Linked DNA regions of Mus musculus: regions 1 and 3 are each linked to region 2. A link is a loop called in an ENCODE intact Hi-C map of the cell type or tissue named here. Cell type or tissue: heart. All regions are shown on one strand. Links, peaks and the distances in the headings refer to the core of each region. The heading gives the core; the rest is flanking DNA. Region 1 overlaps Efcab8 (EF-hand calcium binding domain 8). Region 2 overlaps Bpifb3 (BPI fold containing family B, member 3). Region 3 has its middle 31 kb from the start of Mapre1.

Evidence for each region. Hi-C counts contacts between places; a loop is a spot of excess contacts. Peaks named below come from ENCODE experiments on the same cell type or tissue, not always from the same donor. Only the 100,000 strongest peaks of a DNase experiment are listed, where the experiment ranks them.
Region 1: it touches region 2 in a loop (16-fold over the local background); 17 of 42 quality-filtered maps call a loop at or near these places.
Region 3: a loop joins it to region 2, with 6 times the contacts of the local background. A loop is called at or near these places in 7 of 42 quality-filtered maps.

The regions. Positions count from the first base shown.
Region 1 is chr2:153,803,791-153,813,682 of GRCm38, reverse strand. It overlaps Efcab8 (EF-hand calcium binding domain 8), which reads right to left. Exons shown (of 29, transcript NM_001370916.1): 13 at 8,666-8,796; 14 at 3,788-3,855; 15 at 3,326-3,477; 16 at 2,677-2,811; 17 at 949-1,059. Among named protein-coding and RNA genes, the nearest start is that of Efcab8, 29 kb to the right of the region's middle. In heart, for the core only: a CTCF peak has its summit at 6,024; no DNase peak of the experiment used is centred there; H3K27ac peaks cover 481 bases.
Region 2 is chr2:153,924,625-153,934,516 of GRCm38, reverse strand. It overlaps Bpifb3 (BPI fold containing family B, member 3), which reads right to left. Exons shown (of 16, transcript NM_001379473.1): 7 at 9,696-9,756; 8 at 8,891-8,982; 9 at 8,594-8,773; 10 at 7,178-7,231; 11 at 5,693-5,863; 12 at 5,140-5,207; 13 at 3,968-4,010; 14 at 3,041-3,104; 15 at 2,551-2,627; 16 at 1,521-1,809. The coding sequence ends at 1,780. Among named protein-coding and RNA genes, the nearest start is that of Bpifb3, 11 kb to the right of the region's middle. In heart, for the core only: a CTCF peak has its summit at 4,420 (motif pointing right); no DNase peak of the experiment used is centred there; H3K27me3 peaks cover 276 bases.
Region 3 is chr2:153,705,117-153,715,008 of GRCm38, reverse strand. It overlaps the pseudogene Dnmt3b-ps1. Among named protein-coding and RNA genes, the nearest start is that of Mapre1, 31 kb to the left of the region's middle. In heart, for the core only: a CTCF peak has its summit at 4,130 (motif pointing left); no DNase peak of the experiment used is centred there; H3K27ac peaks cover 422 bases.

The sequences.
Region 1 (9,892 bases), core at 4,871-7,370, 120 kb after region 2:
GGGTGAGACTCATAGTTAACATCGACACACTCATCACTCTCTCCAGAGGAAAAGAACAGCGTGGTATAGAGAAGATGCCTGCCAGAGCACCTTTAGTCAGGACCACAGTGGGAGAGAGAAAGCCAAGCAGAGGACAGGCTCCTGGCCTCTCCACAGAGAAGCACAGAAGAGACAAGACGGCTGTGGTCCACTGCCTTCATCCTGCTCCAAGGCCTGTGAAGCTGAGAAGAGCTGGGTGTGCTTACAAAAAAAAACAAAAACAAAAAAAAAAAAAAAACAAAAAAAACAAAAAACAGTTTGCATCCCTGGAGAGTCCTAAAGCAGCTGAACACAGAGGCAATGATGCTAGGAGCCAGAATAGGAGGAGAGCCCTGGCCTTACACAGCCGAAGGCCACTCCTACACAGATAGCAGCCCTGTCCCACAGCCCAGGCCAGACAAGACATGCCACTGGGAGTGGACAGAGCCTACAGCCTTTCCATCCACGCTCTTCAGAGCATTCTATATGCCCAGCTTCCTGCCCACACTGACCCATCTCCTCAGCCTAGGGCACAGGCTGCTGTGCCCTTCCCATAAGAAACGGACTACAGCTTCCTTAAGGTGGTACTCTATGGTGGTGGTCGCTTACAGGGTGGCAACCTTGAGGGACAGCCCACACCAGCGTCTGTTTCCATGCTAAGAGACCTGCCTGCCCAGAGCTCATCTAAGTGACAGCTCCCAGCAGGGGTGCTCAGAGGGGTCAGCAATCCAGTGACCAGATCAGAGCTCAGTCAGATCCCATGCCAACCAGTCTGCCAGACTTCCTCATGTCAAGAGCGCTAACCACTTCCAGAGTGCCACGTGAGCTAACTGCTACTTGAATGCCCACTCGGGCACATGGAGAGGTCTGGGTCCTGATGCTGTCTATCCCTGGTACTCTTCCCAGCTGAGGCTAGCCCTGCCCGCTCACCTGCTTAAAGATCTTGCTGTAGAGGACTGCACACAGGGGTGTGTTGTGAGTCGTCATCCTCCCTGTTTTCAGGGGGCCCTGGGATTCCAGGTATCCTCTGAGGATCCCAATCTGTGGTGTGAGGGAGAAACTGACAGCTGAGCAGTCAGACAGACTAAGGCCTTGAGGAGAAACCTACAGAGTCTATGAAGTCAAGACATCCCGTACCCCAGGAGGTTTCTCAGCAACTCAGAATTCTGTTGAGTCTCCTATCTCACTCCAAGGTCTCTATTTCCAGGCCTGGGATTCCCTCGTGTTCCAATACCCCCTGAGGCCCAAGTCCATGGTCCCCTCACCTTCTGAGGGGCTAAATCTTTACTCTGGTGTTTCCTTTGTAACCAGCTTGGCAGACATGAAGATACTCTGAAGAGACCCTTGTGTCTTTCCATCTGGCTATGGGACTGTTGGAACTATAGATTCTCGAGAAAGGAGAATTTCCCCAGGATCTCATGCATGGAGGAGGAAGGATGCCAGCAAGCAGGGGGACTTGCCTCCTGGGAAAGAGCTTCCACGGAGTTCTAACAACTCCTTAGATCACCTTACAGGATGAACCTGGAGTCCAGACAGTGAGGGGTCAATGGTGGGTGCGACCACACCTTCAGGGACTTGTTTAGATACGCACACCCTTGGCCCTCTATTGAAACCTGGATCTCTCTGCAGGACCTCAAAAATGGAGCTGAGGGGTTTGCTGGACCTTTTTGTCCCTCTTCCCAACGTGGCCACACCAAATAAATCTTCTTTTCCTGTTTTCCACTATTCATTTGGCTCTTTTTAACTAGCTTGTTGAGGACCTGACTCAGCACAGATTGTGACCCACAAGTCCAGTAACACTCAGGAAAGCCTCTGACCAGTCCAGCCCCAGCTCAGAGGATACTTCCTGTGCCCGTGACTCCAATACATGGCCTTGCCTTTCTACTGAATTAACTTTACCTGAGTAATATACTCTCACGTCCCCACGAAGATGAGGGTTAAATGATGTCATAGCCCCACCCAGAGAGCCTATACTAATGCCCAGGACGATTGGAAATGAACTTCAAAAGAATACTAACAGCAAGCCCAGCACTCAGCAGAAATGTTAATTAATACCTACCCTTCTTTTAATAAATGCACTGCAAAGGGGGAGAGCCAGCCATTGCACAGAAAGACACCTGTGACCCTTGACAGAGTGGGCCAGCTAGCATGGGTACGTGGCCTCAGTGAATCTCTTGATGCTTGTCCTCCACTGGGCTACCATGTGGCACCAGGCCCCACCGTGGCTCTAGAGCCAATACTCCCCTCTTGCCATCCTTAGGGTCAAGGCAGACCCTCAGGTACCAGAAAGGTCATAGCTCACTTGTGAAAGTGCACTCTTTCAGATATGTCTGGCTCTGTTTACTTGGGCAGGCCACTAGAAATGACAGTCTGGTCAGGATCTCCCAACACTCTTCCTGACAGTTTTCTCCCAGGCACTCCCTGCCTTCCTGGGGTTCATGATCACAACTGATGGGGCCAAAGGAGTGTGGAGGGATGATGGGAGAGTCGGAAGGACGCATGAGTGGGGATGGAACAGGGGCGGTAGGGGTAGAGAAGAGGATGGGCTGGGGCCCAGCTCTCAAGGAGGCTCCAGAGTCAGAGCCTCACAGGCTCCAGGGCCAGCTCAGCACAGAGCAGACCCTGCCAGCTCTGCCCGACTCCTGGGATGACACTCACATTGTAGGTGCTACAGATGAGGGTGCTGCTCCTGTAGAAGTAGGTGCTGGTTATGGGGCAGTTGCCCAGGGGAAAGAGCTTTCCGCAGAAGGACTGGAGGCACACATAATCCTGCAGATCCCACACTCGAATGTTCTGTAGGGGATAGGCAAGAGGCAGGAGGGTCTGCAGGTGCAGCCAGCACCCTAGGCCCCAGGGATGCCCCTGTGAGCAAGGCCAACCACGTATAAAGTGCTGGCTGCTGCCACAGCTCTGCCCAAAGAGGCTAAACTAATGCCCTGGAACTCAGAGAGAGTCAGAACAACACTCTTTCCTCCACTTTCCTAAGCACCTGTGTCCTGCCTGGACCCCTAAGCTCAGCAAGCTAAAGGCAAAGAGAGCAGGCAGCCCACATCCTACCTCAGGCCTTCCCTTGCTCCCCAACTCCAGGACAGTTCTAGACTACTCAGAGCTGGGCTCTGCCCCGACAGAGGCAGCTGGAGACTCGTGGCCACCACTATGACTCTTCTAGGGCACCTCCCTGTGGGCTTATAGCAAAGTGTGAGCCCAGGGACAGGACTCAATACTGGCCAAACTACATTATCCCTGCAGAGTGAGTGTCTCTTCCCAGGGAACAGAGATAGAGGTAGCGGGGGACAGAGGGTGACACCTTGTCCCTAGAAATGCTGATCAGGATGCTGGCATTCCTGCTGTTCACAAGGAGGTGTGTCACCGATGTCTGGTGTCCCTTCATCAGCCACACAGGCTTTTTTGAGACCAGGGGGTTCCACAGGCGGATGTGGGGGTCATAGCCACCAGTTGCTGGAGTCAAGAAATGAGTATCAGTCATCAGGTCCTACACTGGGACCTTCTTCCAGGGCCAGGCCTCGGACTCCAGCCAGAGTTGGCAGCTGGGGAATGTCACTGTGATCTGTCACTGTCCCTCTCACCCTTTCCTGTCTCCATCTCTGACAGGCCTGAGTCACCCCACCTCCCAGTGATGTAGATCAGAAGCAGAGGAAGCCAAACAGAGGACAGGTGCTACAGAGCCTTGTTGTTGGCTCTGAAAATCCCCAGGCTGCTGCCACCTCCACCCCAACTCTGCTTCCGGGGAAACACAAAGATTACCTACCCAGAAAGTTCCTGTCTGGACAGTAGTCAAAGCAAAGAATTCCTTTTCTTAAATTCAGTGATGATAACCTAGGATAGAAAAATCAAGAAGGGAGGCCCCTGGGCTGAGGGAAGCCACAGGGCAGAGAGCAGCAGCCTGGGCCTGGGGCGGGAAGGAGCTCGATGCTCGGTGGGGAGGCAGTCACTATCTCTCCACCCCAAAGAGAGACCCCAGACCGGCCCAGTTGCTCACCCAGTTGCTAGTAGAGAGCAGGTGCCCAAATCAGTAGCTCATGGGAAGGGAGACATCCACCCTTTAGGAAGAAAAAGCCCCAAACACAAGCAAGTCTTTCCACCTGTAAAAGCATTTTGCAATGCTGGGCGTGGTGGCGCACGCCTTTAATCCCAGCACTTGGGAGGCAGAGGCAGGTGGATTTCTGAGTTCGAGGCCAGCCTGGTCTACAAAGTAAGTTCCAGGACAGCCAAGGCTACACAGAGAAAGGCTGTCTCCAAAAACAAAAAAAAAAAAGCATTTTGCATTGTTCCAAAAAACAAAGTTACCATGATTACACCTAGCACCCTCAGGCAAATATCTTCCAAGCAGTGTGACACATACAATAACAACAACAACAATAATAATAATAAAGCAGCCCTGGCCCACTGGCTCTGTGCCCTCGCTCTGTGCTGGGTGTCATCTCACAGGCCACCTGGACTCGCACATGCAATCTTCAAGAGCGCCATTGCCCGGCTGAGCTAAAGGCACGAAGAACAAGAACTTAACCTGAGGGCACACAGAGGGAAGGGGACTCTGCCCTGGTAGATAAAACAGGAAATGGCTCAAGATATCCAGGAATGGAGACGAGGAAGGGCTGAGCAGGGCTCAGAGGTCAGAGACACCCTGACAAAATCCCAAGGCTGTGGGGCCCCACACAGGCCACCAAGCTGTCTAAGGTTGCCTGGATGATAGCCAGGCTGGCTCTCCTTCACACCACGCCATGTCTGCTCTAGGGCCCCTTAGCCTCTGCAGCAGCTCTCTTTCTTTTCTTTCTCTCTTCCTCTTTCTTTCTTTCTCTCTTTCCTTTTTTGTTTTTTGTTTGTGTGTGTGTGTTTGTTTGTTTGTTTTTTCAGAACAGGGCTTCTCTGTGTTACAGCTCTGAACTTGCTTTGTAGACCAAGCTGGCCTCGAACTCTCGAGTACTGGGATCAAAGGCATGCACCACCACGCCAGGCTCCCCAAACTGTTTCTTAACCTCTATCCTTGCTTCAAAATTTCAAGAGCACATCAAAGCATGTATTTTCCACTCACTGGGGTGCCAGAGATCTGGGTCAATGAGATGACTTAGTAAGTAAAGCCTAGGTTCGACCATGGTAGGAAAGAACCGACTCCCGCAAGCTGTCCTCTGACCTCCACACTAGTACAGTGGTATATGCCAGCCTCTCTATAATAAATCGCAAAGGAGATGCCTCCCTCTGTGCACTTATGTGCAGAGAAGTGTTCTGTAGCAACAGTCACCAGGATAGAAGGACAGGAGGAATTATTTCAGAGTGACTCACTCCGCCAGCCCCTGCTCCTTGCCAGAGCTCAGGGTCACTGTGCTTCCTACAGACCTGGTCTCCAGGAGCAACGCACAGGAACAAAGAGATGGATAGAGAAGGGAAAGACAGAGACCAACTATGAGGAAGGCTACAGGGGAAGCAATGGACGGCCAGGCAGAGAGGGGGAAACTGAACGAGCCTTGTGAACAGCTTCTCTGAGGAGGGCGGTGAGAGGCAGAAGCCTGCAGGGCCATTAGAAACGCCTAAGGGGAGCACCCAGGGAGAGGCGAGGCTTCAGAGCCAGGGAAGAGCTAAGGGCTAGCAGGAGTGGTCCCAGGCAAGGTAGGTGGGGCCTGGACTATGAAGGGTTCATTCAGGGCCCCAACTGGAGGAGATCTGCAGATGGCTGTGTATAGGGACAGGAGCCAGAGGGTACCTAGTGAGCAGTGACAGTGACTTCAGAAAGGTAGCAGTGGAGGTAATAAGCAGAGAGAAAGGAGAGGAAGCAGGGTGGGGCCCTTCACACACTTCACACCAGTTCCTAGAGCCCCAATCCCTGACCCTCTACCAGCTACCAGCCACTCCTGGCTTCAACCATGTCAAGAGCTCAGGTAAGACCAGCTACAATGAGCTGGTCCCTCAGGGCCCTCTGAGAAGCTGAGGTGGACTCCATAGAGCTCAGGTTTGGCCACTTCAAGTCTTACCTACAGTGGTTACTCTGCAAGTACCAGAGACAAGCTGGAAGCCAATAGTGCCACTTGCTGGGCAGAGGTGGTATTGCACAGTGTGTGTGTGTGTGTGTGTGTGTGTGTGTGTGTGTGTGTGTGAGAGAGAGAGAGAGAGAGAGAGAGAGAGAGAGAGAGAGAGAGAGAGAGAGAGAGAGAGAGAGAGAAGAGAGAGAGAGAGAGAAGAGAGAGAGAGAATACGTCCTCTAACCTATCCCAAGATTAAATATTCCAACCTCTCCACCTCCATCCTTGGCCAGCTCAGTCACCATCTTGTGTAGCCTGAACTGTTGTGATAGTCTCCTCCCTGATATCCCCACCCCTTCCTGGCCCTTTGGACTTGAAGACATACATTAGACCCCACCACCCCTCTGCTCAAAACCATCTGCACTTTGCTTATGCCTGATTCCAAAGAGTTAGAAGAAGGCATTTTGAAGAACTTGGGGAAATATTAACTTAGACTAGTTAAGGAATTCATAAGGAATTAAGGATTTTTTAAAATGTTCTTAAGTATATGTTAGAGATTTTTCAAAATAAAAGTGTTAATTAGGAAAACAACAGGTAGTGGTAGCATACGCCTTCAATCTCAGCACTCAGAAGGCAGAGGCAGGTGGATTTCTGAGTTCGAGGCCAGCCTGGTCTACAAAGTGAGTTCCAGAGAAGCCATGTTTTTGGAAAGAAGAAGAAGAAAGGTGCTAGGAGTGGTGACACATGCCTTTGACCCCAGAGCTCAGAAGGCAGGCAGATCTCTGTAAATTAGAGGCTAGCCTGGTCTACGTAATGAGCTCCAGACCAGCCAGGGCTGCACAGTGAGACCCTGTCTCAAAAAATAAAACATGTTTTAAAAAGAAAGAAAGGAAAGCAAGCAAGAGAAAGTGTGGGCTTCAGCTCAATGATGAAGTACTTGCCTAGCAAGCACAAGCCCTGTGGTTTGGTCCCTGGCAACAAGGGAAAGACAGACTAGGAAAGCCAAACATAATGCCTCGTGCCTATGATCTCAGCGCTCAGGTGACAGGAGCAGGGATCCCAAGTTCAAGGCCAGCCTGAGCGACACAGCAAGACTCTGCCTCAAAAACCAAAACAGGAAACAGGGAGAGGCAAAGAAAGAAAAGCAAGAACACAGCCGGCAGAGAGCAGCAGAGGACCTGGGGCAGGAAGGTGCCTAAACTCTGGACCTGCGTATCTAGAGAGGGAAGATGAGACAGGTAAGAAGGAGAAGAGACCAGAATCAGCCTCCAGAGACCACGGTGAGGTGACCCTCTGGCTTACTTCTGCCATTAAATGCAATAAAATTAAAATTTCTAGCTAGGCAGTGATAGCTCATGCCTTTAATCCCATCATGCCAAAGGCAGAAGCAGGCAAATCTCTTCGTTCGATGCCAACCAGGGCTACACAGAGAAACCCTGCCCACCCCCCCCCCCAAAAAGGAATCTAGAATGAAAAAATTATGTTGGAACTGTCTCAAAGAATAAATGTGCATGCACGTGAGGTTTTCTGCATCATGGCTTGCTGTAGGAAGAGAAGACGGGCCTCTTGCTAACCTAATTAACTTATTCTGAGGTTGATGGTTTCTGTCGCTTGTTTTTACTATGTGGTTCAATATGTGCCACACAGAACATTATCCACTCAAGGCATCCCTGAGGTAAATGAGGTAGGCCCTGGCTTCACCCTTTCACGGGTGAGAAAACCGAGGGCCCCAGAGTGACGTCACTCGCTCTCGATACTCCAATCAGAAATGTTGAACCCAGCCAGTGGCACAGGCCTGTAATCCTAGACTTTGCATGATAGAGGCAGGTGGATTAGAAGTTCAGCTCAGGTTACATGAGATCCTGTCTCCATGTCCCCTTCAAAAGAGAGGGGTAGGGCGAGAGGGGCAAGAGGGGGAAGGAGGGAGAGAAAGAAAAGACAAGCCATGCCTTTAGTCTGCCTACCTAACAAATGCTGGGGTTGATTTGGTCTTTGTTGTTCATTTTTCATTAAATGGGTGGATAAAACAGACCTACTGGAGCCTGGCAGGTGGCTCGGTGGATAGAGTCATTGCCACACAAGCCTGAGGGCCTGGGTTTGAATTCCTAGAAGCCATGGAAAGTTGGGCATTGTAGTGCACATCTGTAACCCAGTCTTTCCACAGCAAGCTCTGATGCCGAAACAGGGGAACCTTCAGGAGCTCACAGACCAGCCAGTCTCAGAGATACAGTGGTCAACAACAAAGAGGCCTTTTCTCAAACAGTGGGAGGTGAAGACCAATAGCCAGGGTTGTCCTCTGACCTCCATATGTGAACTAAGGCATGCATTCCCCCCAAGACACACACGGAGAGGAGAGAGAGAGAAAGAGAGAGAGAGAGAGAAAGAGAGAGAGAGATATGAAAGAGGCCCTGTTACCCTTTTGCCACTGGTAGAAATTCCAGAATCATGATTAAACAGAAAGCAGAGCTAGGTCCCACATCCACTGTCAGCCTAGGGAGACACAGGCTGCTTCCTGGGACCTAGCATGAATGAGCCTCAAGACAGTGCCATGCAAAGAGACACTAACCCAGAGGCAAGTCTTCTCTCAGCAGAGTTAGCTGTGTGTAGCAGGGGGAAGCAGATCTGTTTAAGGCTTGCCTGCCACCTGCCTCCCTCAGCCAGGCGCTCCTTACCTGGGTTTCTCGGGTTCTTTGCCTGGCAGTATTATCAGCACCAGAGAGGACTTCTCCACGGCTGAACACGAGGCCACGACATTCAGCTGTGGGATGTACTTGACCTGCTGGCACCAGTTGGGGTGGAGACCCTGGCAGAGAAAAATGGCTGTAGCAGGAGACCTCCTGGGGACAGTCAAACTCCATATCCTGCCCCTGGAACATGGTCAGGGCTGGTGCCAGATAGGACTGGAGGTCACAAAGTCTATGGCCCTTGCCTTAGTGACCACAGCTTGGGCAAAGTGATGTGGCCAAAAGTCCTGGCCAGGTCTCATGGCCAAAGTGTCTGGCCCATCCCTGTCTCAGAAACTAGTTAAAAAGCACCAAGCCTACTGTCATGTGGACTCCTGGTTTTTTTGGTTTTTTTTTTTTTTAAGAGTCTCTTAGATTTAGAAGCTGAAGAGACTGGGTCATGATAATATCATTCTTCCAAGCAGGGAGAAATCGTGAAGTTGAAATCAAGGGTGCCTGGGTCCCAGTCTGTCTTGTACTGACTACCTCCACTACAGAAGCCTGCGTGTCTGGGTCCATTCCCACTCGGTATTTGTCAGAAGTGGGCAGAATACACACTCTGTCAGGACTATAGTAACAGAGAAGGCACTCGGAGAGCAGAGGAGGCCGGCTGGCCCAGGCTTCCACTGCCCTCTGTGCAGGCAAGAGTTTTTTCAACTTGACACAAACCCTAGGAAGAGGGAGCCTCGGTTGAAGACTTGCCTCCATCAGACTGGCGTGGGGGACCATTTTCTCAATTAATGATTGATGTGAGAGGGCCCAGCTCACTGTGGGTGATGCCAGCCCTGGATAGTGGTCCTAGACTGTATAAGAAAGCAGGCTGAGCAAGTCGTAGAGAGCAAGCCAGTAAGTAGCACCCCTCCGTGGTTCCTGCCTCAGCTCCTGCTTGAGTTCTTACCCTGACTTCCCTCAATGATGTCAGTGATGGAGTCCTGTAAGCCAAAGAAACCCTTCCATCCCCAAATTGATTTTGCTCAGTGTTTTATCTCAGCAGCAGAGAGCAAACTAACATGTCCACATTCTAGCCCTGGCTAGCATCTGTGCTTAGCCTTCCTGTCTGGAGATTTCCCTCCAGACTGGAAACGAGACTCTAGACTGAGATGTGAACCATGGACGGTGAACAACAGGGATGGGACAGAAAAAATGAGATTATCAAATACTCAGTCATGTAAGCCA
Region 2 (9,892 bases), core at 3,102-5,601:
ATGAGAATTAGGCCAGGTGTCTTGAGGGGGACACTAAGAGCCCCAAGGGTGGGATCAGGGGTTCCAGCCTAATTCAGAAGGAAGTTCCAAGAAGAGGCAGCCAAGTGAAGGCCTGGCCAGGCTGCTACTCACTCACACGTGCCAGGCTCCTTCCCAGCACCTGACACAGGCTGGATGTTAGTCCTCTGATGACCTGGGTGAGAACCACGACCTCCCTGTGTCACAGATAAGCAACTGCTGTGGTCTGGATGTGTCCCCTGGGTGATGGGGTCAGGAGATGGGGCTCAGTGGGGGTGTTAGGCTTTTGGGGGCTCCAGCTTTGTGGATGGATGAATTCCACTTCAGCAGGCAAGAAGTGGATTCCAGTGTGGGAGTGATTCATATCCTCTCTCTCTCTCTCTCTCTCTCTCTCTCTCTCTCTCTCTCTCTCTCTCTCTCTCTCCCTTCCCATCCACCTTCCCCCTCTCTCACAAACACACAGACACACTCACTCTCTCTGTGTGCCACATACACACACTCTCTATCTCTACCTCTTCATCTCTTTATTGTCTTTGACCTTTTGCCTGGCATTATGGAATGGCACAGCAGGACGAACCCCAGCATACACACCAGTCCCTCCATCTTGGATGTCCCATTCTCCAGAAGGGTGAGCCAGTAAATTCCTGTTCACTGTAAACCAGCCAGTCTTAGACACCCTGTTACACATGGGACTGAGACAGAGCCCAAGGCCAGGCATCTGAGCCCCCTTTAGCTGCTGCAGGGAAAGCTGCCTGGACCACTGAGTAGGAGCTTGGACAGCTCCCGGCCATGGGCACTGGGTGATGCCAGAATGAATAGTAAAGCCTACTGTGGATTTGTTAGAGTGATGAGCTAGAGGGGAGACCCAACAGTGTGAGCAGTGCCATCCAGTAAGCCGGAAGCCCAGGGAACAGGACAGGAAGGAGGAGAAGAGAACTCTCCCTCTGCTTCCTGACAGTGGATGAGCATCTCCTCTGACACATTGCCAGCACCGTGATGCCTGCCTCCGGTGCAGTCCATAGCAACCACGTCTCCTGGGGAGATGTCACATTGGTGAATGAAACGAACCGTTGTGTGTGTCAAGAGCATTTGGAAGTGCTCTCTTGTTCTAGGAACATCTGTCTTCTCAATCAACAGGTGTCTCTCTGGGGTAGGGTGAGTCTCACTCACACTTGCTTCATAGAGTTCTGGCTCCTTTTCTCCCTGCAGAACTGCTCCTATCCAACCCTCAAAACTTCAGCTGGTATGCCCTTCTGAAAGGGTTCCAAACCTCCGAGGCAGAGATCCTGACAGAAGGTGGGGGTAATGGACGACATGGAGAGGCTGAGGCCGGACAAGGACCAGAGGCTGCCCAGGCCAGCCAGGTGGAACAGGGACTCGGCACTCCAATAACTGAGCCCCAGGTCCCCTTACCTCATAAGAGCTCCTGTTTAGAATGAAGATCATTGGAGGCCAAAGCCAGCAGCGCTCCTGTGTGGCCAGGGAACAAACCAGCCAGCAGGCACAAGACCAAGGATCAGTTTATTAAAGCTGGGATTGAACCAAGGTGCTATGTGCTTTCTGAAGCAGATCAGTGGCTATCCAGCCATCCCCACCCCAAAACAGGCATGATCACAGGAACAGAGGGCAAGGTGGGCCCGGGTGGGCAAGGGGCACTTATACTGTCACCAATGCAGGCTTAAGACTGGGAGGGAAACTGAGGCAGAGTGGGCAGACAGATAGGACTCTGTAGTGAACAGGGAGAGCAGCAGCCATACCGCCTCACGGAGCCACTGTGAGCACAACTGCATTCTGCAAGAACAGGAATTCGCAGTTAGGTCTCTAAGCACCAGATCCCCTCATGGCTGCCTCACCTCACGCCTGGCCTCTTGCTCTGCCTGAGGCCTAGCGTTAAATGAGGGACGAGACTGTGGATGAGTCCGGTGCAGGTCAGGTTGCTGACTCAGACTTAAGGTCAAAGGTCATTTTTTACCAAAAACATACTGAACAACCTTGACACTCCCTGACCTTCATCCTCTTACCTTAAAAATTAATACAGAAACCCCTGTTGTGCTCACTCCCCAGAGCTAGCCAAAGACTCAAACGTGTACTGATTTGAAAAGGTTTGTGGCAAAATAATTAATAATAATAATAATAATAATAATAATAATAATGTAGAGAGGGGGTGCTGTCACAATCCATTAGTCATGCCTGCCATAGACATACAATGAGGGATAATAAGTATTTGCTGTCCATGAACCAAAGAACCATGAATCTGTGTGTATATCTGAGGTTCCTTCTTCAGGTCAGACATGTCTTAATTCAACAGAATTCTGTGATTGATTGACAATGTCTGCCACGGGTGAGGAAGGAAAGGGTTGAAATACATGACGTATTTGCTGTTTCTGACGATTGTGGTTCTCTGAGCTTTGTAGACATGACACAGAGGTGGGTCAGAGGATGAGGCAGGGCACGCTCCTCAGAGGTGTCAAACAGGTCTCTCGGGCCTCAGCTAAACTGCCATCTGGGGACACATCCACAGGGGACGCTCACCTCAATGATATCGACCACTGAATTGGCAAAGTTGACATTGAGAATCTTAGGCAGGGGAATTCCAACCTCCAGGTGCTCTGTGAAGGAAAAAAAAAAAAAAGGTTGAAAACAAAGATTGGGGTGTCTCAGACCCTGATGACGGACAGACACTTCTCCCTGTGGGAATTCAGCTTCTTGTTAGCAAATTCCTACTTACCCCATCATACCCCCCAAAAAAGACAAAACCCCTCTTTTCTATATCAGGTTTGTGACTCCCCTTTAGCCACACCACCTAGAGGCATCCCGTGCCATCTCTGGTTGATAGAGCTATTTCCCACTTGACTGTGGGAGCTTAAGCAGAATCCAGGGAAGGTTAACTCTGGGGGTCCTGAGGAGAGCATGATGGTGCTGGTCATTGCTGCATTAACGGAAATCCTGGCAGCTCTTTGGCCTCAGTATTCTTATCCGAGTAAGGGATCGAGGAGCAAATTGGACTCCAGCTCAGCTGTACCGTTGAGCCTCTGCATGTAGGCAGCCCGGACCACATCACTGAGCCATTCTTCCAGACGGGATGCCTGCAACAGCAGATGGAATAGTGAGTGGGGAGCTTCGTGAGAAACCAGAGGCCCAGAAGCCTCCTGCAAGCCTAAATGAACTGTTCCTGCTAGGTAATGGGGCCCTCAGATTGGGCTGTGTAGCCCAGCAACAGTAGCCTAGCAACAGTAAAGGAGACTGATTAATGCAGACTTCACCCTTAGTCTGGGACCTTGCAAGATATTCCCTTCTAGAAGATTCTGTGGATTAGGACAGGTGTGCCTGAGAAAGAGAGAAGGGAATGTACCCAGCTCTGGTAGAATGCTGTGAAGGCTGATCTTAGAATAAACAGTTTGGGAGTCCTCAGAATGTTCTGGAATCTAAAGCTGTCCGAGATTTCAGAATCTAAGAAGTCTGTGAGAAGCATGAACCTCAGGCTCTGTCGGGTTCTGGAATGCTAGACTTTCAGGGCTCAGAATTTTGTGTGAAGATCCAGATCCTTGTGAGCCTCTGGATGTTTACAATTCTGAGGATCCAAGTCCTTGTAAGAACATGGGATTGACTTTCCTAAGATGTCTAGTGGCTCACACACACACACACACACACACACACACACACACACACACACACACGCATGCATGCATATACACACAAAAACATACACACGCATGCACACATCCACCTAAACACACATGCACACACACATACACACACACCCGAGCACACACACAGGTTCACAGGTGCACGCACACACACAAGCATACACACTAGCACACTTCCTCTGCTTTTCTGCTCTGCTCTGCTGGGGTTGGGCCCACACAGAGGTAGCCTTGACCCTGACTTGCCCCCACTCCCCACCCAAATCCTCTACCCCCTGTCAAGCTCCTTCTTCCCAGGAACTTACATCAAAAGGTTGGGGAAAGGAGGAGGCCAGCTGGACACTTAGCCTGCCAGAGAGAAGAGAAGTGTTAAGAGGTCCTGGTGGTTCCTCACTCCCTGCAGAGAGCTGTCTGGCCCCACTTACCCTGGCCCACCCTAGTCATGGCTTTCCAGGAACAGGCAAGAGGACTCCAACCTAGCTCATCTCTCTCCAGCCATCTCTCAGGCTCTCTATTTCCCTCCCTGTGAAATAGACTGAGAGGGCTTCACTTCCCTTGTGAGACATCACAGAGCCCTCCTAGGGGTAGCCCAACTGTCTGTGTGTGTGTCCTTTTCCTAGCCTAGCACTGCACATGGGCCAGTCTGCATCCAGCAGGTGCTCACTAATGGTAGTGTACACCAGGTGACCCCAATGCAAGTCAGTCCGTGGCAAGCCTAGACCTCTATCTTCACTTCTGGAGTGCTGTGTCATGAACTGCCACCAGGAGGCAGAGGTGAGCAGGCAGCAGACCTGGTTGAAGAGGGCAAGAAAAGGAACCACAGGGAAGTTCCAAAGCAGGGAGATGCATACTGGGTGCTGTGGCTCAGGACAGTCAGGACTCAAGGACGTCTGAGAAATTCTCTACAACTGGGATGGGGATCAGACAGACCTCACCATAACCAGAGCACCAGCTGGAGAGGGAGGCTGGGGTCACGGGCCCATTGCCTGAGCCTGGGCTACAGTGAACTTTACAAACTGTGAAGTGCTGTGTTGGGTAGTATGCAAAAATAGGGGCAGAATGGTCTTCCACCTTCATTTTGGCTGTTTGGAATCTCTCGATGCTCAGTTAGCATAAGACAGAGATGAGGGAATCAATGGAAGAAGTGCGTATGGGGCGGAAACATCGTCCAGCACTCTGGGATCGCGTCCTTGTGGTCAGCCTCAGGCTAAGTTATAGCCTCTGTGTCCTGGGGCAGGCTCACTGCCAGAGTCAGTGTCTGAGCAAAGGGAACAGTGGAAGTGCTAGTCATGGTCACCTACTCTGGGCCCTGCTACTTGATCTGTAGTGACCACCATGTCCCCTTCCCTAAGGTGACACAAATCTACTAAGCACCCAGATCAGAGATGCTTGCCAACACCAAGTGGCCCTTATTTTATCCAGCCCCTGATTCTAGTGTCTAAAGGGAGGGACAGACCATCCTAGGACCCCACATTACCGTTCCAGGGACAGAGATATGTGCAGCTTGGTAGAGGATGGAGCCAGGTGGGCATTTAGAGTCATAACCTGAGGAGAAGAGTGAGCAGATGTTTTCCCTGACTCTGCAAGAATAGAGGCAGTCACCCAGATGCCAGGAAAGCCTCTGAGCATTCCTCCCATGGCAGCTCTGGTCCTACTGTGTGGCAGAGTTAATGGGTGTTTGGGACTGCAGACCGGAACCTTCTGTTTAATCCACGAGGGAGCTAAAGGCTTCCCAGGGGCACTTGAGCTAGCCTAGGAAGGTAGCAGAAGAGACAGCCAGGGCAGGCAGAGCACAAGGCATGCTGGGACCACCATGCTGAGTCATGAAGCAGGGTCCCCAGGAGACAGCTGAGTAGAGGCAGGTCACTGTGGAGCAACTCTCAGGACTTGAGGACGTAGAGTGGGCCCACTGGACCAAAGAAGGGTTAGGAGCTGGAAAGAAGCTGGGTCAACAATAGACTTAGTTCATCAATGATGTGAGGGTCTTGCTATGCAACATAGGGCTCCCCGCCCACCCCTCATCCACTTACCCCATTCAACTGGAAAAGGGCTACAGGAGTTCCTTGAGGGACAGAAGACAGCACATGGATGGTGACTGGGATGGAGACTGTGGCCTTCTTGTTCTGCAGCAGGACCATGGGCGATTTTGTCACCCGCAGCGAGAGCAGGAGGTGCTGAGCAGGGGGCAGTTTCCCCAGGGCCTGGGAGAGACAGGAAAGAACATGGGTGTGAAGACAGCTTAGATGCCAGTGTCAGAATCAGTCAGTCCACAAACACACTGAGCATCTACTAGTTGAGAGGCACGGCCCTTGGCAGCAAGGTTGTAGCCTAGAATAGCAGGCACTCTGCCCATCAAAGCGGTTAAGACTCTAACCCATGGGGCCACCATATCACACTCTGTTTCATACACAGGCAAAATCTCTTCCCCAAGCAAGCTGAGCCTGGTGGCACACAGCTAAAATCCCAGCACTTGGAAACTAGAAACAGAGAGATCAAGAGTTAAGGCTATCCTTGGCTAAATAACAAGTTTAAGGACGACCTGGGCTACGTGCAGCTCCGTGTCAAAAATAAAACAACAAACATTGGTAGCTGTGTCCTGAGGGATTTCTCAGTCATCTCTGCCACCCAATTGATCTTGCACTTTCCTCCTGCCTTTGAAAGGTTCTCCTGAGTGTCCACTCCCAGACCCTTCCTCTCCTGAGCTTCCTCCTCCCTTCAGCCCAGAGAAGGAGCAAGTCCCACCTTGCTCCCTGAGGCTACCTGAAACCGTTTCCTTAATGGATGCATGGACCTTGTCCTCGGCCACCCGTATCCTCTGTTTCTCTGTCCAACCCCCCTCAGACACTCCCACTACTCTATGTAATAATAATGTAATAATAGTCATTTCAACTTCAAATCATTACTAATTCTCCCAGCTGCATACTGGTGGGTCCAGTATCATCTGAATGACTGGGAAGCTGAGTCCTGGGATCATGTCCACTATCTCTACCTCCATGACCCCTCTCCTTTGTCTCTCTCCAGGACAGAGAAGACCAAGAGCTGGGGACATCTTCTGGTCTGAGGGACCCTCGGGATGGATCTTTATGATTCTCTGTGTTGATAATTCAGTAACTTGGGGATCCAGGCGTGGGACACAGTGGCCCTCAAATGCTAGCATGCCTCCGTCCTCTATGTGGCTGTGTTTTCCTGATTTCTATCACTTTTCAAAGAGTAGGTGTTACTAGGAGACTCAGAATGGTCACACTGTGAATCAGTAGCCTGGGAAGACTCTCCTGTTCTCTGTCTGCTGGAGTTGCTGTGACCACAGCACCCAGGTGGCTTCTGGGACACTCTGCTTCTTTCCTTTATAAGCCAGTTGTGCTATCAGAAAAGGATAAAGTGTTAGTGTCTCACACTTTAGTTTATATCTGGGCTCAACATTAATCATGGGTATGTGGAGAGATCGCCTGGGAAGGTTTCTGGAGTCAATCTAGGAAAGAGCTACACTGATGGAGCCCCTAAGAGGGCCCACTCACCTCAGGAGCCAAAGCTGCCAGGTCAGTAGTTGTCAGAGGGACATTCCTGGGAACCTGGGTATGAGAGCAAATGAGAGGTTAGTGGAGAAGGAAGACGTCCCTGGAAATGGGTGCAGGACAGGGGAGTGTGTCCCTCTCACCTCTGCTCACTACGGACACTCCCGGAGCCTGACCCTGTACCAGGTACTCTTCCCACCTCCCTAACACACCCTACACAGCAGCTCAGCGACCAGATTAAGAATGCCCTCACTTTACACAAGTGATGCTAAGACTCTGCCCTGGCTCCATCCTTGGCTAATGGTGGCCCGGGATGAGCAGGATATGTAGCTGAGCTGTCTGGTATCAGAGTCCTCTCATTACTGCCAGACCACACTGAGAAAGGCAGCCAGGTGCTCTTATCTGTCACCTCAGCGGTCACTTATAAATACGACCACTTCCAGTCTTTATAAATCGTAGGTTCATGTAAGTTTACAAGCTCTGGCTAAAATGTTAGGAAATGTGGTCTCACTGGGCCCATGTCCCTTCCCCCTTGGAAGCTAAACTGTAGTTGCCAAGGTCCTGCCAGGTTGCTAAGCAATGGTGGCCCCATATGAACCACCCTATCAGAACAGATCTGTCCACACTTTGTCCCCAGAGCTCCAGGAGCAGTCATCACAATGCTTACAGCCCCATCCACAGGCCATTCAGTGACACATTCCTTTCTTCAGACTCTGCCTTCTCCCCAGCTAAAGACCCCTACCTCCAACTTGGGGCCCCATTCAATTCTCTGAAGCTACCTCTGTCCCCTAGGGACCCCTCCCCATCCTGTACAAGGTGAGAGGCCAATCCTCTTGCCTAAGCTGTATGTGAGGCCTCCAAATAGCTCAGAGCTCAGTGCTCTGGGTAGGGATAAGACTGGGGGTGGGGGGAGCCTCTGAGCCATTGAGGCAAAGAGGGACCAACACAAGAGCAAGGAGGTCCCAGAAACTCCAGTATGAGAGTACAAGTGACCTTCAGCAAAGCCTAAGCCTGGCTTTCTTTTCTCCAGCTCAAATCTACTCTTGAGAAAGTAGACAGGATGTTAGCCATTCCTACTTTAGTATAAAATAGCTTAAACTCAAGACAGATTCATCTGGTGAGTCGTTTCCTCCTTGGATGGAGGGATATCTGACTCTGTCGGTTCTGGCTTTGGGCGTGGTTTTCTGGAAGGCTGAGGTTAGAAGGCTTCAGGGGTGCCATGCAGGTACGGAGGGTTATTGGCACTCTCCTCTAGAACAGGGTGGACGGCAAGGTGTGTGCTCTAAGCATGCCCAGCCCCTGCTTACAGAGAACAGACTCAGCAAGGCTATGAGGGACAACATGAGGAAACCCAGCAGCAGCCCTGCCACAGCCTGGAGCAGATGTCCCAAGCCAGCGTCCCCATACGCCACCACTCACCATCTCAGGGGTGATGTCCAGGTCAAGGGCACCGTTGGTTTGCAGGAGCCCAAACACGGTGCTGAAGAGATAGAGTGGGACAGTCACTTGGGAGGTGTGGTCCTCTTTGGGGGGCACCTTGACTGGGATGCGTGGCTTGGGGAAATCAATGACATCTCCAGCTATGCTCTTCACGATGGGCTACCAGGCAAGAGACAGAGAAGGGTGGGTGTGTGGCTGCTCGGCCTTGTCCGGGATCCCCCATTCACCTCTGTGGCTCCCCCATGGACCCCACTGCCCTGGTCCTGGAACACTCACATTTATATCCAGCTCAATGTACTGGTTGGAGATTAGGGGAAGTGTAGCCAGAGTGAACTCCACAGACCCCAGAGGCCCAAGGGGCACCAGGCCTGCAGGAAAGAGGGCAGACAGGAAAACCTCAACCGTACCCCCAGGGACAGTAACCACTGGCATTTACTGAGCCCCTGTTGCAAATTACCCTTTACCCAGAATTCATTTGGGTTCTGCTGTCACCCCCATTTCACCCCGCTGATGGAGGGCCACAGTCTGGAGGCACACAGACTGGGAAAGCCTGTGCTCCTGTTTCTAGGGCTGCTATGGCTGACCCATGCCTGTCCTGCCTCTTTCCCGGCCTCCCTGATGGAGGGGTGACTACAGCACCATCCTGCCTTGCCTCTGCTCATACTTCCCTGAGTAAGTACAGAGGTCTCCACGAGGCAGAGAGACAGAGTCACTGGGCGGCAAGGCCATGGCTGTCTTGCTAAAGCCCTGTGAGCTTGTGACTTTCATCTCCACAGAGAATGTTTACCTCTTGTTTCAGCCCCAAGTGCTCAGTAGGTGTCTGTCTGCAGCAGCTGGCAGGTGGAGATCTCAGATGTGGATGCTCTGAGGCCTCCCCCACCCCTGGGATAGCTGGGCTCCTCCCTAGACATCCTCCCTTGGTTCCTCTCCTAGATCTCCACCCTAAGGGTTCTCCGGAGGCCTCCCCAGAGTGGAGTGGACAGTCTGAGGAAGAAGAGAAACTCCCCTCTCTTCCCTCCATGGCCACCTGCTCAATGGCAAGGGTGAGGGAACACAGAGGAGGGGTAGGACCCCAACTTACTCAGCGTAGCTCCCAAGAGCTCATTCACCACACTCAGCACACTGTCTACCACAGGGCACAGCTGTAAGGAGGAGACAGAGGCCACTGGAGAGAGAGGGTGCACCCTGCTTGGGGCAGGAGACAGCTGCCTCTCTCCAAAATGGCTGTGTGGTGCTGAGGCTCAAAGGTAAAGCATGGTGTGAAGACACCAAATCTCA
Region 3 (9,892 bases), core at 3,193-5,692, 220 kb after region 2:
GGGAGGACTCAGAAGCAGCAGGGTCATTGGTTGTGCGTCTTCGACTTTTGTTCTCTGAAAGGGAAGCAGACGGGATTTGTCTGAAGGGTCTAAGAGACAAAGCAGGACAAGGCCATGTGTTGCCTGGGATCCAGCTGCATCTACAGCAGGGGACCATGATGGGCATAGAGAATCCCAGATGGGAGCCCAGAGCAGAAGCCAATTCAAAGCTCCTCTCACCCAGGAAGCAGGCCATCCTCTCATGTTTATAGGTTTACACATCTGAATCTGTAAGGAAATCAGTCCTGAGAACCAGCTCATTACTGTGACATACAGTGATGTCTGCCAATGGCCAACAGGAGCATGGAACTACTAAGTATTTGAAATGCCAGCAGGAACAGGATCTCACTCACACAGAAAGTCAGGTTTAAATTGTCAAGTGATGCTACTGACTTGGTTAATTTGGACTGGCTTGAACCCTGGAATCTATTTAGCCAATTTATGAAGTTAATTAATAAGTATTCCTTAATCAATTTCTGTTTAGCTTTTACCTAATGGCATAATTTTTTGAATAGTACTAACAGAGAAGTGAACTAACTAAATATATGTAGGCTAAAAGTGAAAATGCTAAGTTTTAAAAATATTAGGTCAAAATTTATGATTAACATTAATTTCACCTGATTCTCTACAATGAAACTACTAGAAACTAATTCAAACACATTCTGTGGCTCTCATGCAATAATGTTTATTTATATTTTTATTGGATCGGTTGAATCATAGTGGACATGGTTGAATCTGACTCACACACTGGGAAAGAAAATTAGATACCCATCAAAAGCCATGAGGAAGCCTGATGCGGTGACATATGCTAAGAAATCCAGCACATGGCCAAACAGGCATACATAGTGAGACTGTTCTCTCAAAAAACAAAAGCACAAGGTATGTTTGATGATAAAGTGACATCTTCCAGTGCTTATATATACACATTAATATTAAGAGATAAGAAGGGCTGGGCAATGGTGGCACACTCCTTTAATCCCAGCACTTGGGAGGCAGAGGCAGGTGGATTTCTGAGTTCAAGGCCAGCCTGGTCTACAGAGTGAGTTCTACGATAGGGTTACACAGAGAAACCTGTCTCGAAGAAAAACAAAAACAAAAACAAACAAAAAGAGATAAGAAGAAAAATAGGTGTCCAAAGATTGTAGGAGACTGGATGTGCACCCAAGGTTTGCCTGAGGGTCATACATGGGGGGGGGGGGGGTTTGTGAATGATTCAGATCAACCAAGGAGATTTGATTCTTCTCCAATGAGCACTATAGATGTCAAGAAATGGGAAGGTAGAGCAAAGAAAGCAGAACAGTCAGAGGTGGTACGGGAATACCATGTCCCCCGGGTTCCTTCCCACCTGGTTGCTTCTTGTTGGGTTTGAGGCCCTCGATCCCAGTGGGCTTGAAGCCACCGTGGGCCCACTCCAGCATGGGCTTCAGCTGGTCCTCCAGTGACTCTCCAGGACTGCTGGGGCAGGCCTTGCCAGCTCTCACCCTGGCTTTCTGCCAAGACACAAATAAAGGCAAACTCTGTCCGTGAATGAATGGGAGCAGGCGATTGAGGTATGTGCCAGGGCAAACCCAGGGATTCCCCCTGCTGGGGCCTGCATTCCCTAAACAGTGGTGTCTTTCAGAGCTAGACAGCTGTCCTGGGCTGTGTTATGTGACAGGAGTCTGCTTTTAGGGGGACTGGTTAAGGAAACAATGGACCACAGGGGCAGGCACCAGAGATATGACCTCTTCCCTGTAGAATCACAGTGGTCAGCTCTCCCCCAAAGGAAGGTTTCAACTCAGCCTTGTTAGTTAAAAATAGGAGCCTCCAGCAGTTTTACCTTACCCTCCTGTAGCTCTTCTCAGACAACAGACTTCTCACTGCCCTTCTCTAAGAAGATGTGAATGGAGGCAAGCATTCTTCATTTTAAGGGCCATTACAATTTGCATGTCTAATTAGGCACTTGGCCAAGTGGAACAAACAGGCTGATAGGGGTTGGAGGGGATTGGTGGGGAGCCTAATGGCTCAGAGGAGATAAACTATTCACAGACAAAGGGAGGAGACCACTGACCTCAGCTCCTCCTCTAGGCCTTGAAGGATCCTGCTTAAAGAAAGAGAGCTCACCACCTCTGGATAGCGTACTCTGCAGTATTGCTGCTGCCCCAGGGACGCATGTGGCACTGGTCCCTTGTCACATGCTGCTTAGTCTCACTGAAAGCTGGCTTTGGAAATGAAAGGCCTCCCATTGTCTCAGACTCGAGTACACTTCTCTCAAGAGTCTTCCAAGCCTCCCTGTCCTGGGCAGACTGCTCTCTTAACACTGTGCCAGGGAGCAAACAGCTGAGGGTATTAAACACATAGCACCCTTGAGAACAGCCAGAAGTAAAACCATTTTCAACAGAGGGTACCCTTGTTTATCCCATAAGGTAGAGATGACTGCAGTCGGGATGGAAGGACAGAAGCCCATCCATACAGATGAGATTTTGCATAAAACTTTTCATCAAGAAGTCCAGCTTCAGGCTGGAGAGATGGCTCAGTGGTTAAAAGCACAGACTGCTCTTCCAGAAGTCCTGAGTTCAATTCCCAGCAACCACATGGTGACTCACAACCATCCATAATTGGATCAGATGCCCTCTTCTGGTGTATCTGAAGAAAGCAACAGTGTACTCACATACATAAAATAAATAAATATATCAAGAAGAAGAAGGAAAAGGAGGAGGAGGAAGAAGAAGAGGAAGAGGAGGAGGAGGAGGAAGGGCCTTCCCAAGTCATTTGTTTTTGGTGATTTATGACATTTCTTCTGCTTGCTCACCGACTTGAGCTTCTCCAGTCGCTTCTGCTGGGTATTGTGAGGATCTGATACGTTGATGTTTATCTGTCTACCTGCTGTGACTCTCTGCTGCTTGCTGTCTGTACCCTTGCTTGCTGCACACTGAATAATATGCACTCGTTTGAAACTGAAAGCACCGCTCACTGGGTCACCTCACAAGACAGCAGTCATCATTCCCAGTCTAGCTGGTAGTACCAGAAACTCACTAGTGACCTTGGCACATCTCAAATTCCTTTCCCAAGCAGGCCCTCACAGAGGCATTCACCACCTCCATGGTATCCTTAACTCAGCAAGCCATCTTGGCCACACAATGGCATAAGCTAACATTTAGCAGCTCTCCATTCTTCCCAGCCCTTAAGGTCATTCCTACACCTGTGTAACCTCCAGAGTACGGTATATAGACTCCCTGTAAGGAACCAGTTTATAGAAGGCGGCCAGGATACAGGACTGGCTGAGCAACAGTTTGTCAGCCGAGACCTAGATGAGAAAGATATCACCAATATCTACCCACACCTGAGTGGCTAAGCGTACATACTGGCATACATATTCACCCAGAGTCTATTCCTGGGCTGGCTTGCAGATGCTAATACCAAAAGCAGGGGGAGGGGGCATTCAGGGGGTGACCTGCATAACACATATCCTGGAGCCCAAAATAAGTATACATTGCACTTCAAATGTGAGAAAGAATGGAACTCAGAATGGGTTCAATAAGATTCTATGTGTGTTCACATGGTATACGTGTGCATATCTGTATGAACATCAGTATCATGAGTCCTGATCGTGACTGCCAGGTTGCCTGCTCAAAGTCCCCTGAGAAGGAAGAAATGAGTTCTGGGGTGAGATTCCTCGTGAAGGGGACAATAAAGAAGGTGCTTCGGGCTGCTTCTCACAATCGTAGGCTAGATGGGACATTCCAGGCTTCAATGCTTGCTTTCACACAGCCCTCTCTATCTTATGCTCAGAGCCTTAACTCTATCATGTGGCTGCCAGGGAGACAAGGAAGTGCTCTGGCCAACATGAGCATTGAGTACTGGGGAGGCTCCAGACAGGTCTTGGTCTTTGGCCAGGACCACAGATAGCACATTGGAATCTCCTCCTATAGTCCTCCCTCCTCCTACTCTGTCTTATTGCCATCTGATCCTGTCTAGAAACGGACATGTTATGTCTCACTGGATCAAAGCAAGGATATTTCCTCTCCCATGACCCACAAGTCATTCCGCATGTGTGATGTTTCAGTGGCCCCCATAGGCCCAGAAACAGACACTGTTTCTTTTCCCCCCTCTGCTGGTCACATAGCACAACTGCAGGAGGGTTCTCCTCGGACAGATCTGGTAACCTATTTTTCTTGCTCTTAGAAAAACTGAATGTATGGAAATGGCCTCAAGGCAAGAAAATCAGAGCCTCGATTTTAGGCTGACCCCTAGCACTGTTTTGTTTTTCGATGATTTATAAGTGTGTGTGTGTGTGTGTGTGTGTGTGTGTGTGTGTGTTTGTCTGTGTGAGTGTGTGATTTCAAAGGTCAGAAGAGGGTATCAGATAGCCTGGAACTAGAGTTGCAGGAGGTTGTGAGCTGTCCAGTGTGGGTTCTGGACACTAAACCTGCAGAAGAGCATCAAGTGCTCTTAACTGAAGGCTGAGCAATCCCTCCAGCCCCCAGCAATGTTCCTAATAATTTGCTTCCCTGTGTGCTTCCACCCTGCCCCATTGCCTGTGTCCCTGTCTCTTAAGTTATGAGTTGGTCCAACAGTGACTAGCATCCCTTAGAGACCATTCTATCTGCATCCTTCAGTTCAAAATCTTTGCACATCTCAGACCATTTTATCAATAGGCATAAGAATCAAAATAGGGTCTGACGGAGTGGCTCACTGATAGTTTACCTCACTCCAGACACAGCCAACAATGGCCTCCTGCACCACCCCACCCACAAGCAAGACTAAATGACTCTAGGAGACAGGGCATATGTCTCTTGTCCCTCCCAGGCTTCTTTCTAAACACACAGGTGTATGCCTGGTTGTTCCTAAGCTATCAGGGTCCATAATGGTGACTCCGACTCCAAAGAAGCAATTAACAAAAAGATGGATTTAAACCAGTGAGACTCTAAATTCAGAACTGTCTGACCTGTAGCCTTTTCAAGAGTAGACTTGTCTCTGATCCTACAGCCTACAGGCCACCAAGATTCTATTCAGGGGAGGTAACTCAGGAAGGAAGAAAGAAAGAAAGAAAGAAAGAAAGAAAGAAAGAAAGAAAGAAAGAAAGAAAGAGGGAGGGAGGGAGGGAGGGAGGGAGGGAGGGAGAGAGAGAAAGAAAGAAAGAAAGAAAGAAAGAAAGAAAGAAAGAAAGAAAGAAAGAAAGGAAGGAAGGAAGGAAGGAAGGAAGGAAGGAAGGAAGAAAGAAAGAAAGGAGGGGGGAGGGAGGGAGGAAGAAGGGAGGGAGGAGGGAGGGAGGAGGTGTGGCCTTGTTGGACAAGGGAGTCATGTTCTAGTTCCTGCAAGCAGCAGAACTCAGCAGCTTCAGCCATGTGGCTCTGGCTCTAGAGTTAAAGATGCCAGAGCCATGGAATACATGCTGAGGAAAGCTGCTAACAGGGAGTGGAACCAGCCCAGGAGAATAGGTGTGACCTGGTTGGAGTAGGTGTGTCACTGTGGGTGTGGGTGGGCTTAATACTCTCACCCTAGGTGCCTGGAAGTCAGTCTTCCACTAGCAGCCTTTGGATGAAGATGTAGAACTCTCAGCTCTGCCTGCGCCATGACTGCCTGGATACTGCCATGCTCCCACCTTGATGATAATGGAGTGAATCTCTGAACCTGTAAGCCAGCCCCAATTAAATGTTGTCCTTATAAGAGTTGCCTTGGTCATGGTGTCTGTTCACAGCAGTAAAATCCTGACTAAGACAGGATCCAATACCCTTTTCTGGTGTATCTGAAGACAGTGATGGTGTACTCACATAGGTAAAATAAATAAATAAATATTTTTAAAGAAAGGTCACACAGAGGTCCTGAATTCAATTCCCAGCAACCACATAGTGGCTCACAACTATCTGTAACAGGATCTGACGCCCTCTTCAGGTGTGTCTGAAGATAGCTACAGTGTATTCACATACATAAAATAGATAAATCTTTAAAAAAAAAAAGAAAGAAAGAAAGAAAAAAAGAAAAAGAAAGAAAGGTCACTGGTAGGTCAGCCACCACTCTGTGGATGGCCCCACACCCAGGAGTATATGGGCAGCACAAGTTGGATTAAGTAAATTATTTTTTAAAAAACAAAATTGATAGCAGGTGAGGGTGGAACGATCTGGAATAAAGGGAGGAGTAGAGGGTGAATATGATTAAGAGACCTTGCATATAGCCGGGCGTGGTGGTGCATGCCTTTAATCCCAGCACTTGGGAGGCAGAGGCAGGCTAATTTCTGAGTTCAAGGTCAGCCTGGTCTACAAAGTGAATTCCAGGACAGCCAGGGCTACACAGAGAAACCCTGTCTCAAAACAAAAAAAAAAAAAAAAAAAAAAAAAAAAAAAAAAAAAAACAAGAGAGAGAGAGAGAGAGAGAGAGAGATTGCATATACATGAAATTCTCAAATAATTAATAACATTATATTAAAATTGTTAAAGCACAACTAGAGGGGCTTTCAAGAAGTCTGTGCCCATTCTTGAGTGGGAAAGGTCCTTGTCTTAAGTCTCCATTCCACAAGTGTCTGCTTAGATCTGCACTAAATCTTTTGCTAATTAACTCCCACAGTGCTTCATTAATTGCAAACAACAAACTGGACATGTTGGGCAATCTTTGAATCCCAGCACTCAGGAGGCAGAGACTGATGGACCTCGGTGAATTCAAGGGTAGGCTAGTTTACATAGTGAATTCGAGATCAGGAAGGAAGGGTTATATAGTGAGACCCTGTCTTAAAACAAAACTAAAGCACAAAGCTACAGTTCTAGGGAGTCTGAAGTGGCACACAGAGAAAAGACTTCCACGGGAGCTACCCGTGAGTAGGAAGGCACCATGCCACAATGCACACATGCAAGGTCAATCGGGTAATTCACTGATGCTGCTGATCCCTGGTTGTGCAATGGATGCTTGAAAGTGAGCCCACCCTAGTGCTTAAATGGCAAAAGGCAGGATACATGTCTGCATATGAACAGAATATGTATGAATAAGAAAACAACATTGGAAGGGTGAGGTGGCACACACCTTTAATCCCAGCACTTGAGAGGCAGAGGCAGGAGGATCTCTGTGAGTTCAAGGCCAGCCTGTTTTACAGAGTGAGTTCTATCTAGCATGAAAGGAAGGAAGGAAGGAAGGAAGGAAGGAAGGAAGGAAGGAAGGAAGGAGGGAGGGAGGGAGGGAGGGAGGGAGGGAGGGAGGGAGGGAGGGAGGGAGGGAGGAAGGAAGGAAAGAAAGAAAGAAAGAAAGAAAGAAAGAAAGAAAGAAAGAAAGAAAGAAAGAAAGAAAGAAAGAAAGAGAAAGAAAGGAGGGAGGGAGGAGGGAAGGAGGGAGGAAGGGAGGGAGGCAATATTCAGAGCATGGTGATCATGAATGGGGCTGAGGCAATGGCCACACAGATTCCAAGCACCCACTCCTAAAGCTGTTTGTGTTGCATGTGCCTGCAATCCCAACACTGGGAAGGCTCAGACTGAAGGATCCCTGGAGCCTCCTGGCCAACCAATGGAGCCCAGTGGGTGAGCTCTGAGCCAGTGAGAGATGTTGTCTCAAAAATAAGGTGAAGGGTTCTGGAGAGATTGTTTATTAGTTCAGAGCACGGGCTGTTCTTCCAGAAGACCCAGGTTCGATTCCCAGTACCCACATAACTGCCTGCAACTCCAGCTCTAGGGGATCTAGCACCCTCTTTTGGTTTCTGAGGGCATATGGCACATACATGGTGTACACATACACATGCAAGCAAAACATCCACATACATAAAATTAAATCAAATTCTTCATGAAATAAAAATAAAATAAGGTAGAGGGCTAAGTGGATAAAGTGTTTATCATCCAAAGACAAGTACCAGGGTCCAGAGCCCATTTAAAGCTACATGCAATAATACATGTGTGTAACCTAGCATGCCAAAGACAAGTGGAAGGCAGACACAGGAGAATTCTTCGACGCCTGAGTGCTAATGTCTGTCTCACAAAGTGGAAAACAGGAGAGCCTGTCTCAAAGCACAGTGGGAGCCAAGGACTGACACTTGAGACTGTCCTCTGCCTTCTGTACACACTATGACATGTGTACACCTGCATCCTCACATGCACACAACATACACAATAATAACAGGTGGGAAATGAATGAGGAATACATCTGATGTCAACCTCTGGCTTCCAGTGGCACATGCACACACCACACATGTGCACACCAAGAGGGGTGGGAGGTGGGTGGGGGAGGGAGAGGGAGAGAACACTGTTCATATCGGTGTCCAGGAGCAGTGCAGGGAAAAGAAGGACAATGTTGAATTTGGAAAATACTTAGAATTGTAATGTATGAAAAAAATGACATCAATCATAGAGGCTGATCACTATACAGCTGTTATCTGTTCTCTACATTCAGGAGCTTAAGACAGAAATCCCATCTCAGTGGTACCTGATACTCAATGTTGCCTCCATCTCTGCTCTCTGCATCCACCTGTGTGGTATCCATGCCCTCCTGATGGCTGTCCTGGCTCCAGTCAACCGATGGGGTACTGATGCTCTGGGGTATCACATCTTCATCTGTGAGGTCAATGATGGGGTAAGGGCTGGCAGGGGACAGCCAGGGCGTGCTTGCTGAAGTGTTTGCTTGCCAACTGAGGGGCTGCAGACAGAAGAAAAGGTTTGAGTCCCAGCAAAGCAAAATAGATGGGGGTGCGTATGAACAGCCTCCCTCAGTTAGGTCCCACGCCAGCAAGAGTGAAGAGACAAACCAGGACCCTTTTGTTTTGTAAGAACAAAGAGCTGGCAGTCATTGACCCCAAAGCAGAAACAGAATAAGGTTCCTAGGCATGACAGGTTATGCCCTCTAGAGGCTATGAAGCTGAGCTCAGGGAGGGCAGGGTCCCTGGTTAAGTGGATCCTGTGCAATCTGGGAACCCAAGAAAGTGCTTGATCTGCTGGGGTTGCCTCAAGACAGCGGGAGAAGACACAAGAGACAAGGGTGATGTCCATCAGTGGCTTTCAGATCAGCTCCAAGGTGAGCCAGAAACTGGGCCGTGGGAATTCTTGCCTCCTCAACATAGTTCCTACAGGGTCAAGCCAAGAGTGAAACCACAGGCTTAGGGGCTCACCTAACACTCAAAACAGGGAGGCACACCTCATCCCCTGGCTGTATTTGATTGCTGCTTTTAATGAAACAAGCTGGAGCTAATTAACCAAAAGATTTAGGGGTTGGAGTGATGGCTCAGCAGTTGAAAGCCTTTCCTTACTGCTCCTCCAGTGGACTTGAGTTCATCCTAAGCACCCTCCTGGGGTTGCTTACACCTGCCTGTAACTCCGTCTCCAGCAGCGCCACGCCCTTTCTGGCCCCAAAGAGCATAGGCACTCCTGTGGTCTATACGCAGAGATGTGTGAATAAGAGTAAAACAAGTTTTTAAAGGTTTAATTATAGATTTAAACACGGGTGTGGAAGAAAGACCTGCTGAATTACCTTAGCCTCATTTTCTATGCTGGTCTGTGAGCGGTGGGAGGAGCCTGGGCTCAGCAAGAGGGGACTTACTGCTGGGGTTTTAGAGGGTATCCTGGTCTCACAGAAGAGTTGGGGCATCACTGGAGTGCCAGAGCCACTGCTGCCCCCCACCTCACCATCCCTATCTTCATCTCCATCTCCTGTGAGGTCCTGCGAAAAGGAAACACAAGCAAGACAGGCAATGCAGCAGTACAGCTAAAGAAGGTGAATGGCACTGAGATGCACAATGATGCCATACTAAGGGTCCCTACAATACTGCCACCCACCTCATTTTGCTGTAATAAGGCTTTATAGGATCCTCTTCCACCGTGGGAAGCACAGCCCACTGGCTTGGAGGAGCTAAAGGACAGAGAGGACCCGTTCTCCAGAATGTCTCCACTCTAGAGTCAAGTCCCTCATC